Linked DNA regions of Homo sapiens: region 2 is linked to region 1. A link is a loop called in an ENCODE intact Hi-C map of the cell type or tissue named here. Cell type or tissue: HepG2. All regions are shown on one strand. Links, peaks and the distances in the headings refer to the core of each region. The heading gives the core; the rest is flanking DNA.

The links. Hi-C counts contacts between places; a loop is a spot of excess contacts. Peaks named below come from ENCODE experiments on the same cell type or tissue, not always from the same donor. Only the 100,000 strongest peaks of a DNase experiment are listed, where the experiment ranks them.
Region 2: a loop joins it to region 1, with 2.7 times the contacts of the local background. A loop is called at or near these places in 1 of 110 quality-filtered maps.

The regions. Positions count from the first base shown.
Region 1 is chr7:47,732,213-47,737,388 of GRCh38, forward strand. No RefSeq gene overlaps it. Among named protein-coding and RNA genes, the nearest start is that of LINC00525, 27 kb to the right of the region's middle. In HepG2, for the core only: no CTCF peak of the experiment used is centred there; DNase peaks (open chromatin) are centred at 741 and 2,289.
Region 2 is chr7:47,537,134-47,542,309 of GRCh38, forward strand. The region is part of intron 1 of TNS3 (tensin 3); the gene reads right to left. Among named protein-coding and RNA genes, the nearest start is that of TNS3, 42 kb to the right of the region's middle. RefSeq lists an enhancer at 1-515. In HepG2, for the core only: no CTCF peak of the experiment used is centred there; DNase peaks (open chromatin) are centred at 1,868, 2,588 and 3,488; H3K4me3 peaks cover 3,539 bases.

The sequences.
Region 1 (5,176 bases), core at 693-4,692:
TCAAAGAGAGAAACAAGGCAGATCTGTCTTCTCAAAGCCCTCTTCATCACCTGGATCTAAATTCCTCACCTTCTCTATGAGTTAAATAGAGAGGCGCCATAACCATGCAATATGCAAAATGCATGTGCCTATTGGATGGTCATTGCATTGAACTCTTTGGCATCCTTGAGAGAGGCACAGTTGTTAGCCCAGGTTGCAGATGAGGAAACAATCTCAGTGGGGTTACGTGCCTCCTCCATGTCTCACAGCGAATCCTGGATGGGGCAGGATTTGCACACAGGACTGTCACTGTTGACTGCACAGCAAACATGTGCAAACCTCTCCCTGCAGCGTGCTTCTGTCTAATGCCTCTCAAGTCGTCTCTCCTAAAGCAATTTTGGTTGGCCAGTGGGGTGCTCTGAGGCCACAGCCCTTGGTGCCATTCTTGGGGGATCCATCCCTTACTTCTAGCCTGGATCCTGGAGTCTCACCCTGAAATTTTGTTCTGATCCTTGTATGTGGTGTCAAAACTCTGTAGAGGTCACTTCCACAAACACCCTGACACCTAATATCCATGCAGACTGATTAATTAACTGAAGTTTTTGTAGAGGGGCTAGTTGGGCAAGGTGACCTTAAGTTTTCACCCCATTTTGAGATGCAGATTCTGTGAATTAGAAGTCTGTGAGAAAACAAACAAAATCAGTCAGGGTGCAGTGGTTCATGCCTGTAATCCCAGCACGCTGGGAGGTGGAGGTGGGTGGGTCACCTGAGGTCAGGAGTTTGAGACCAGCCTGGTCAATATGATGAAACCCTGTCTCTACTGAAAGTACAAAAACTAGTGGGGCATGGTGGCGGGCGCCTGTAATAGCAGCTACTCAGGAGGCTGAGGCAGAAGAATCGCTTGAACCTCGGAGGCAGAGGTTGCAGTGAGCCGAGATGGTGCCACTGCACCCCAGCCTGGGCAACAGAGTGAGACTCCATCTCAAAAACAACAATAATAACAAACCAAAAAACAAAATCAGAAGGAAGCACAGAAATCTAGAGTGGGTAAGGAAGGCTGGGCAGCTTTTTACGCCTCCTCAGGTGTTCGTCAACTGAAAAGAATCTAGCAAGCCACAGAACAGACTTCCTGCCCTCCTCTGCAGCCTGGAAGGTAGGTGGGAAGGTATTTCTCATAGGGAAAGCAGACACCAGGCATTTGAGCCTTAGAGCTAGGTTGGAAGGTTGTGCAGACGAGCCCTGTCATTCCCAAAGTGCCAGTCAACTCCATGAGGGGCTGCTCCTCTGAGTTCTTCCTGCAATGCGGTTCTTTCATTGCTCTTTCCTTCACCCTACCTCCAATTTTTATTCTTTTTGTTTTGTTTTCTTTTTGAGGTGGAATTTCGCTCTTTTTGCCCAAGCTAGAGTGCAATGGTGTGATCTTGGCCCGCTGCAACCTCTGCCTCCTGGGTTCAAGTGATTCTCCTGCCTCAGCCTCCCAAGTAGCTGAGATTACAGGCGCATGCCACCACGCCCAGCTAATTTTTTGTATTTTTAGTAGAAACAGGGTTTCACCATGTTAGCCAGGCTGGTCTCAAACTCCTGATCTCAGGTTATCCACCCGCCTCAGCCTCCGAAAGTGCTGGGATTACAGGCTTGAGCCACTGCACCCGGCCAAATTTTTATTCTTAAAAAGCTAACTGCATAACATCACCCATGCTGGAGAATGTGAATATGTAATGAGTCCAGTGCAGAGAACGCTGGGTTCCTGTTTCCATCTACTCCAAGGCAGCCACATCCCTCCTCGTGCTACCACGGTATTCAGTGGGCAACAGGTATTGCTGCACGTGCACGGTTTACTGCCAACACCAAATCTCACTGTAAATTCAGACTAAAAAAATACGAGGAACTCTCCACTGGTTTTTTGTTCTGAATCAATATAACGGTGTAAAATAGTTACCAGGGTACCCGGCATATACAAAGAGTCCTTAATCGTTCATTACAATAATCATTACTGTTCAGTGGAGACTTTGCCATGCAGAATAAAATTTACTTTGACAGTATCATGTGAAGCCACCTTCAGCTGCTGGAGTCCTATAAAATGCATGTTCAGTCTGTTGGTCCACCACAGACTGAGTTTTCTCTCACTGGAAAGAAGTAGTATCCAGCCCATGGTCCGTGACCCCTGAATATTTGTTGAGCGATGGATGATTTAGTGCTTGAATAGCTCCAGCAAAGCCCATGGCCAAACTGGTGAATGTGTAACTGGGAGAAACTCTTTCTAGATGTGGCCAGTCTTGTCTAACTGTGGTCACGTGATGAGAGGAGATGACAATGACAGAGATGAGGAACGGATGTCTGGGCTGGAGACAGAAAGCTTTGTCACCTGTCATCTCAGTTCTGGGCTTCTGAATGGTGACGGGGGTCTGTGTACACAGGATATTTAGAGGCAAAAGAAACATCCGGCTCTGGGCTTCCACCCGACCTTGCTCCCTGCCCCATCCTCCTGCCGGCCCAGGACATAGGCTGACTCGTAGCTGGAGGGCAGAGAAGGTCACCAGCTACAGATCCCCCACCAGTCTGGCCAGGACAGGGAGCTTTCCTGCTGGCCACCATCATCACAACGCTGTGTGTGTGCAGGTGAGACCAGCCCATCCACAGGCAAGGCACTGATGTTCCGTCAGAGTCTAGGTCATTTCTAGTTCACCCTATTAATGATTTGCTGTTCTCAATATAGGATATCTCTATCTTTTTCAACACAGCCCAGCATTTACTTAGTCATCCTACTTCCGACCTAAACAGCTGATTATTTCCAATGCATCTTAAACACAGTGCTTTATGATGGCCTCCCTACTCAGCCTCATGAACAGCCCAATCTATAGATGAGGCAACCAAAGCCCAAAGAAGTTGCTTCATGTGCTAAGGTCCCAAATCTCAGGGAGGACTGCAGAGATGGGGTTTGATCCACAGTGACTATTTACCTATTACGTTACTTTTGTGCAATGCTATTTCCAGTATATGCTACATCAGTTAGAATTGCAATTGGCTGCTATTAACAGAGACCAGGGGCGGTGGAGCGGGGGGAACAAGATAAAAGCTTCTTTTCTTCTTTTTCATAAAATCAGTCTGGAGGCAGGGCATCCAGAGAAGCTATGGAGACTTGAGGGCCACTTGGGACCTGGGTTTCTTCTCTCCCACTGCTTTGCTTGTCCCCTCCGGATGGCTCCCACCCTTACAAGCTTCTCATGAATCAAGGTGGCTGCTGGAGATCCAGCTCTCAAATTGAGATTCCAGGAAGAGGGGGAACAGGTTTAAGGGGGCCTGGGTTGGAGCTCTGTCCATCTCTTAAGGAGCTATTGCAGAAATCTTGCCTAACAAACTCCACTTATGTGTCATTTGTCAGACTGAGTGGCATGCAAGTACCTGGGTGTATGGGATGCGGGTCTGTATTTCCACTTAGAACTGCAATTCTGTTCCCAAGGGAAAAGGGAGAGTAGACAGGAAGGGCAGCCAGCAGTCTTGGTTACTTGTGTCACTTATATTTAGTGGCTTCCACAATGTGTACTCCTCTGTGCTTAATTCCAACAGAGCACTTTCATCCTTACGCTGTGGGATCCCATGCTTGCCCGCTCTAACCTACAGAGCGTGTCTTCTCTGGATGGGAGAGTGAAGAGTGGAGGGGAAACAAAGGCGTGAGCTTCTTTTTCCTGAATATCTTCTCACCATGAGCAGGCAACACATTAAGAATATGCTGGTCTCAAGGGCTCCTTTCTCCAGGATGGACACAGAGGGTTGCCCAGACTTCAAGCAGGAAGGCGTGGCCACTGCCTTCCACTGCCAAGATGTCTCTTTCTTTCTTTCTCTTTCTTTCTTCCTTTCTTTCTCTCTTTCTTTTTCTTTCTTTCTCTTTCTTTCTTCTTTCTTTTCTTTCTTTTCCTTCCTCCCTCCCTCCCTTCTTTCTTTCTTTCTTTTTCTCTCTCTTTCCTCCCTCCCTCCCTCTCTCTCTCCCCTCCCTCCCTCTCTCTCTTTCTTTCCACCCTCCCTCCCTCCCTCTCTTCCCTCCCTCCCTCCTTCTTTCTTTCTTTCCTTCCTTCCTCCCTCCCTCCCTCCCTTCCTTCCTTCTTTCCTTCTTTCTTTCTTTCCCTCCCTCCCTCCCTCCCTTTCCCTCCCTCCTTCCCTCCCTCCCTGCTTTCTTTCTTTCTTTTCCTTCCTTCCTTCCTTCCTTTCTTTCACGGAGTCTCACTCTGTCGCCCAGGCTGGAGTGCACTGGTGTGATCTCAGCTGGCTCACTGCAACCTCCACATCCTGGGTTCTCTGCCTCAGCCTCCAGAGTAGCTGGGATTACAGGTGCCCGCCACCATGCCTGGCTAATTTTTGTATTTTTAGTACAGATGGGGTTTCACCATCTCGGCCAGGCTGTTCTTGAACCCCTAACCTTGTGATCCACCCGCTTTGGCCTCCCAGAGTGCTGGGATTACAGGAATGAGCTACCGCGCCCGGCTGATGTCTCATATTTCTAATAGACTGTTTTCTGAGGGTTGATAGGGTTCAGGAGAGAGAGATGCGTTTCTCTTAAACGAGACAAATGAATGCCTGCAGGAATTAGGGCTCTCTACGAATCAGCGAGTTGGCTGCTGGGCTGCTGAGAACATGCCCTGGACTGGGGAAGCATCAAGTTTCAAAGCCCCCTACCCGCCATAGCTGAGTCCTCATGATCTTGGCCTCATCCTAGAAAATCATGACATTCTATTTGTTTCCTATTGTTGCTATAACAAAGGAACACAAATTTAGTAGCTTAAGACGGCTCAACTGCATTGTCTTAGGGTTCTGGAGATGAGAAAGGCCCCCAGGGCTGTGCTCCTTCTGAGGCTCTAAAAAAGAATCCATTGCCCAGCATTGTCCGGCTTCTAGAGGCCATCCACATTCTTTGGGTTGTGTCTCCTTCGCGCATCCTCAAAGCAAGCTGCACGGCATCTTCACATCCCTCTCCCTCTGTTCTCTGACCTCCGCTTCCATTGTGACATCTCCCACTCTGACTCTGAGCCTCCCTCTTATAAGGATCCTGTGATGACATTGGGCCCAGCCCCACAATCCAGGACAATCTACTTCAAGACCCTTAATTTAATCCCATCTACAATGTCCCCTTTGCCATGTAAGGTGCCGTACCCACATGTTCTAGGGCCCAGGACATGGACATCTTTGGGGGTCATTATTCTGC
Region 2 (5,176 bases), core at 423-4,422, 200 kb before region 1:
CGGGCTCGGCCGGGCGAGGGTGGCCGCTGACCCCTCCCCAGCGGCTATCTGGGGGGAGGATGCCTCCCGAGTCCCCTGCGGACACAAGTCCCAGGAAATGGCCAACACGGGAGGGGCCAAGGGCTCTCCGTGGCCGCCGGCCCAGGTCCCAGCCGCGCGCCGCAGCCTCCACGGCCACTCCTGCCCGTCAGAAGTCAGACGCCGGGAACAAAAGCCAGGCGCGAGCGCACGGTCCCGCACGGCGTCCCTCCATCTGACACGAATTAGCCCTCCCTCCCCCGCCCGCCCCAACCGCAGCTCCGAGCGAGCGCGGAGGCACAGGCTGAGCCGCCAAACACTGGGAAAGTGGGTGAGGAAACGCCTTCCAGGCGGGGGGAGCAGGATCTTGCAGCCGCCATCTGATTGGAATTACCGACGCGCCGCGCTTGGCGCAGGGTTCAGCTTTACTAGGATTTCAAACCTCTCCGAGAACGCTGGCGAGGTGCTTAAAAGAATCAAAACCGGGCAAGCTCTGGCTTTCGGAATTTCTAAATCTTGAATATTATCCAGTCAACTCTGCATCTGTAATGAGCAGTAATCTACACTACCCTGATAATCTACACTAGCAAACAGGGCATTTGGAGTGGAAAGCAGGTAAACACCGAGGCAGAAAGGCTTTTTTTCTAATTTGCTTCTTCTACTAAAAAACTAGGAGCCTGGCCTTGCAGAGAGGGACACGCCTAACCAGGTAAGGATTTCAAGCAAATATCAAAGCACAGGACCGCCCGGGGCCTTGCACACCTGGGGGCTGGGCTGCACCTCCCTATCTCCCAGCCTATCCCTCCCTCACCGCACCCCCCCCACCCCCCGCCATCCTGCTCCTGGCAAATCAGGACAATTCACAGCACATCTGAAGTCCCGTCTTCCTTTATGGGTCTGCGATTTTAGAAGGAAATTAGAAACCCGAAGTTCAGGAGGTGAAGATGACAGGGTGATGGGAGAAGATGGACAAGCCAGGATCCTGAAGAAAGGGTCACTTAGAAACGCCAGGAGGAGAGGCGGGCAAGATCCACAGGCAGATCCCTCCTTTCAATGCCTGTCGGACTTCACCAGCCTTCCCGGGGCAGTGGATCTTGGCTGTCTGCAAGAAGCTTTGTGGCAAGTCTAAAACTAAAAGAACATGTTCAAGATGAAGCCACTGCCTGTGGTCTACGGTGGGCAGCGGAAGAGACCCCTGCCTCAGAGCAGGATAGGGGGCCTTCTAGTCTCAGGCCAGCTAACCCTGTACTCCTACCACTGGCCTTCACTCCAGGCCCAGCCTAGGAGCAGTGTCCCAGAGCTCAGCCTTTATGGCTCCAACACTCTAACTTCAGATCTACAGCTCCACTTGCAACTCCACATGCCTTGGATGTGGGGAGCAGTCTGGGTGGGCTAAGTCGTGGCCTTTATGGCTGACATATGTGCAAATTCCAGCCATCAATTCAACTGGCTGACGTTAACCTCTCAAGTTCTGGCACTAAATATCCATCTTTCTGTTTCTGCAGTAGAAGAGCAAAGCTGCTCTTCAACTTTTAACTACAAAGGAAAAAACCTCCTCCTAGAACACACCATTCTGGGTTCCAATTCCTCACTAAATCATCACCTGGCAGACAAGCAGGCATTCTCATTTCCCCCTGTCCTTCAAATGACACCATTATTCACCTTTTTCTATATTCATTCCTTCATTCATTTTTCTGTATACATTCATCATTTTTTTCCTATAGCATATCCAAACTTTAGTCTTTTCAAACATTTTTCCCTGAGAACACATCTGTATCGTATTCATTCCAGATTGCTTCACATCTGACACAATACCAGGTACATAGCAGTGCCTACAAACAGCTAAGAACAGGATATGCTGCTGTCATGGTTTACCCAGGGCAAACACGCCCAGAGGTCAGCTGGATCTACCACCGCCCTTACCATGGTGCCCACAGGAACCGGCCAAAGAAATCTGAATTCAGCAATGAACAGATAGCCCCCAGCAGGATAAAACTCCTCCAACCTGAGTACCAGGATTCATACTCTCTGGGGTCCACCCAGGAACAACGGCCAGGAGCACAGGCCAGCCCACTGCCTATGCAAGCCAGAGTGGAAGGCAAATGGTTGAAGGTGGCTTTTTATTGCAGGGATACCCTGAATCTGCTCTTACTTATTTAAAAGAGTAGCCATTCAGAAAACTCCCACACTTCGTTACTAGTAACAAATATCGTGCGTGTGATAAACCTCCCCAGTGAGGACAACAAACTGATTTTTCACTGGCAAGAAACAGTGCTCAATCCTAAGGCGAATCCGCATTCATCAGCAGGCCGCCTCTCCAGCCCCTCTCCCTGCCCCCGACTCTGACCTCCTCCTGCCAGGCTTGCAATCTAGGCTCTTACACTCCAGGGTCCTTCTGCTCTGCGCCCTTGGGCTCACTTGGGGCTTCTCCCAAGGCAGTTTCCCATTCTCCTTTCTGGCTGAAAACCGCTGTCCTGGGCTCAGTTGAAGATCCGCCCCCCATCTGACCTCCCAGACTGGTTAATCATCCTCCATGGCTGAGCCACTCAAGGATGGTTGGGGCCCTGACCCTCTAGTGTGGTCATAAGTCTTGTACCTCCAATAGGAAGTCCTAACCTTGTCTGGGATTTTCCACACACAGCACCAAGCAGGAGCAATAAACACTGGTGCAGGAATGAAAACATTCTCCTTTGCTGTATTTCCACCACATCAACACCGGTGTTCACTGCCTGTCTCAGACCACACCCTTCTGAGTCCTCCCAGAAGTAAGCTGTAGCTGAGGGTCTGGGGATGCGAAGGGACTCAGAAGCCAGGGCACAGACTCCTCCAGGCACAGACCCTCACCTCAAAACTTGGGTGGCAGACTGGCCTCACTCCATCTTAAAGCCACAGTGAGCTCTGTGCTGCTGCCCAGCTTCCAATTTTCTTCGTGCTTTGCCACAATCCTCTGTGCTTTTTACTCGCCAGGTTGTCTCACCCTAGCTTCTGACTGCACTTGGTTCCCAGGAACAAAACAAGGTTCTTCCCAGGAACAAAACGAGGTTCTTCCCAGGAACAAAATGAGGTTCTTCCCAGGAACAAAACAAGGTTCTTCCCAGGAACAAAATGAGGTTCTTCCCAGGAACAAAATGAGGTTCTTCCCAGGGAGGATGAATTCCAGACGGCTAAGGCAGACATCAGCAAACCAGCCATCAGGAAGAGAGGCTACATCTCAACCTGGGTTGGAAACCCAGCTGGAACTAGGGACATGAGCCCCTCCATGAGTCAGACTTTAACACCAAGTACAAGGTTCCCTGGGGGAGAGCTGAGGGGCCACTCGTGCCCGTTTTGTCACTGGAAACTGGAGGCTGCTCCTATGAGTCCATTCCCTCACACGATCATGCATTCACCCACAGATACGTGAGCAACGTGTGTGCTCGATGTCAGAGGAAATACAGCGGCTGGCTCACCCCGCCCCTCCCAGAGGGACGATCTACACGCAGTGTTAGGAGGGGGCACGGAGTCCACAGATCATGGGAAGAACTCCATGAATGGCCTGTGACTTGAAGCAGAAGCAGACACTTTCCAGACAGGAAAAGAGGTGAGGAGAGGCAAGGGTGGTAAAGCGCCGTATTTTTGGTGAACTGGCCAAAGGCTGGGTGGCTAATGCACAGCTGTGTTGGGACACTGAGGGTAGACAGGGCTCAAGAAGCAAGTACAGGGTGGTGAGCAGGATTGCACAAAGCAGTCACAAGGAAGGAGGCCCCAGTACCGAGCTGGGCTGGACTCCAACGTCACAGGGGGCTCTAACTGGCAAAAAGGAAAAAGCATCACAGGTGTATGTTCATCCTGGAGGACCCCTGGCAGTCCTGGGAGGACACTCGGGAGAAAGCAGGAGTGGACATGGAAACTCTAGGTAAGAGAACCTCAGCCTCGGGCAACAGCCCTAGAAACACAGATAAATGTACAGGGGAGAGGACGGCCATAGCAGTGGAGAGGTGACGGGAGATTGGTCATGCACAGGATGATTGAGCATAAGGATCTGTGAGAAGAAAAATGGGAGGCACCTTCGGGAGGAGCTTGCTAGTCTAGAATGGGGGACATTATAGTAAGCCCTGTGTTGGGAGACAGGAATCAGATATTGGTGTGACTCAGAGTTTCCAATCTAGAGACGTAGATACATCTAGAAATCAAAGTAGATGTGAATGTGTGTATACGAACCAGTGCACACACACACATGCACACACACACAGAGATACTCCCAGATCTGTCCTTGGAGGGTGCGGAGGCTCCAATACCAACAGTCACCCCCCAATGAGCCTGAAATCTCTTCTTTTTGGCCAGAAAGTAAGACAGTGCTCACAGAACAATGGGTTTTTTAACAAAAAGACACAGGGGCCAGCCTGAAGAGGCTCCCACCAGGCAAACTGTAAACAACTTGGAGATCAAAATAGTGATAATATTGGATTATGACCCATTGAATACAATACAAATCCAAGACTCTTTGAGTCCCTACTGATAGAAGCAAATGACCGAGGCCGGGCGCAGTGACTCACGCCTGTAATCCCAGCACTTTGTGAGGCTGAGGCGAGCGGATCACAAGGTCAGGAGATGGAGACCATCCTGGCTAACACGGTGAAACCCTGTCTCTACTAAAAATACAAAAAAATTAGCTGGGCATGGTGGCAGGCACCTGTAGTCCCAGCTACCCGGGAGGCTGAGGCAGAAGAATGGCATGATCCTGAGAGACGGAGCTTGCAGTGAGCCGAAATTGTGCCACTGCACTCCAGTGTGGGCAACAGAGCGAGACTCCATCTCAAAAAAAAAAAAGCAAATGACCACAGAGACAGTCTCAGAGAGGCAATGGGAGTCCTGGGAGCAGGTTATTAGGAAGCGTAAAGGTCTCAGCTTCCATGCGTCGTGGGATGGGAGACTCGGGAGTTATGTGCAGTGGAGAGACAGAATCTAATAGGCTGTCACTGGTTGATCTTTAGAGAGAATACATAGTCTCTAAATACTTTCCTTTATTTACTATAAAAGGGAAAAGAGTAAGTCAACAACAGAGAAAGCTTCAGTCTCCACCTAATCAAGGGGTCAAGGTGACCATGACCTTGGATGGGACAAGCCATGGTCAGCGCCACCTGTGATTCAGAGATGAGAATATGCATTACCACTGGGT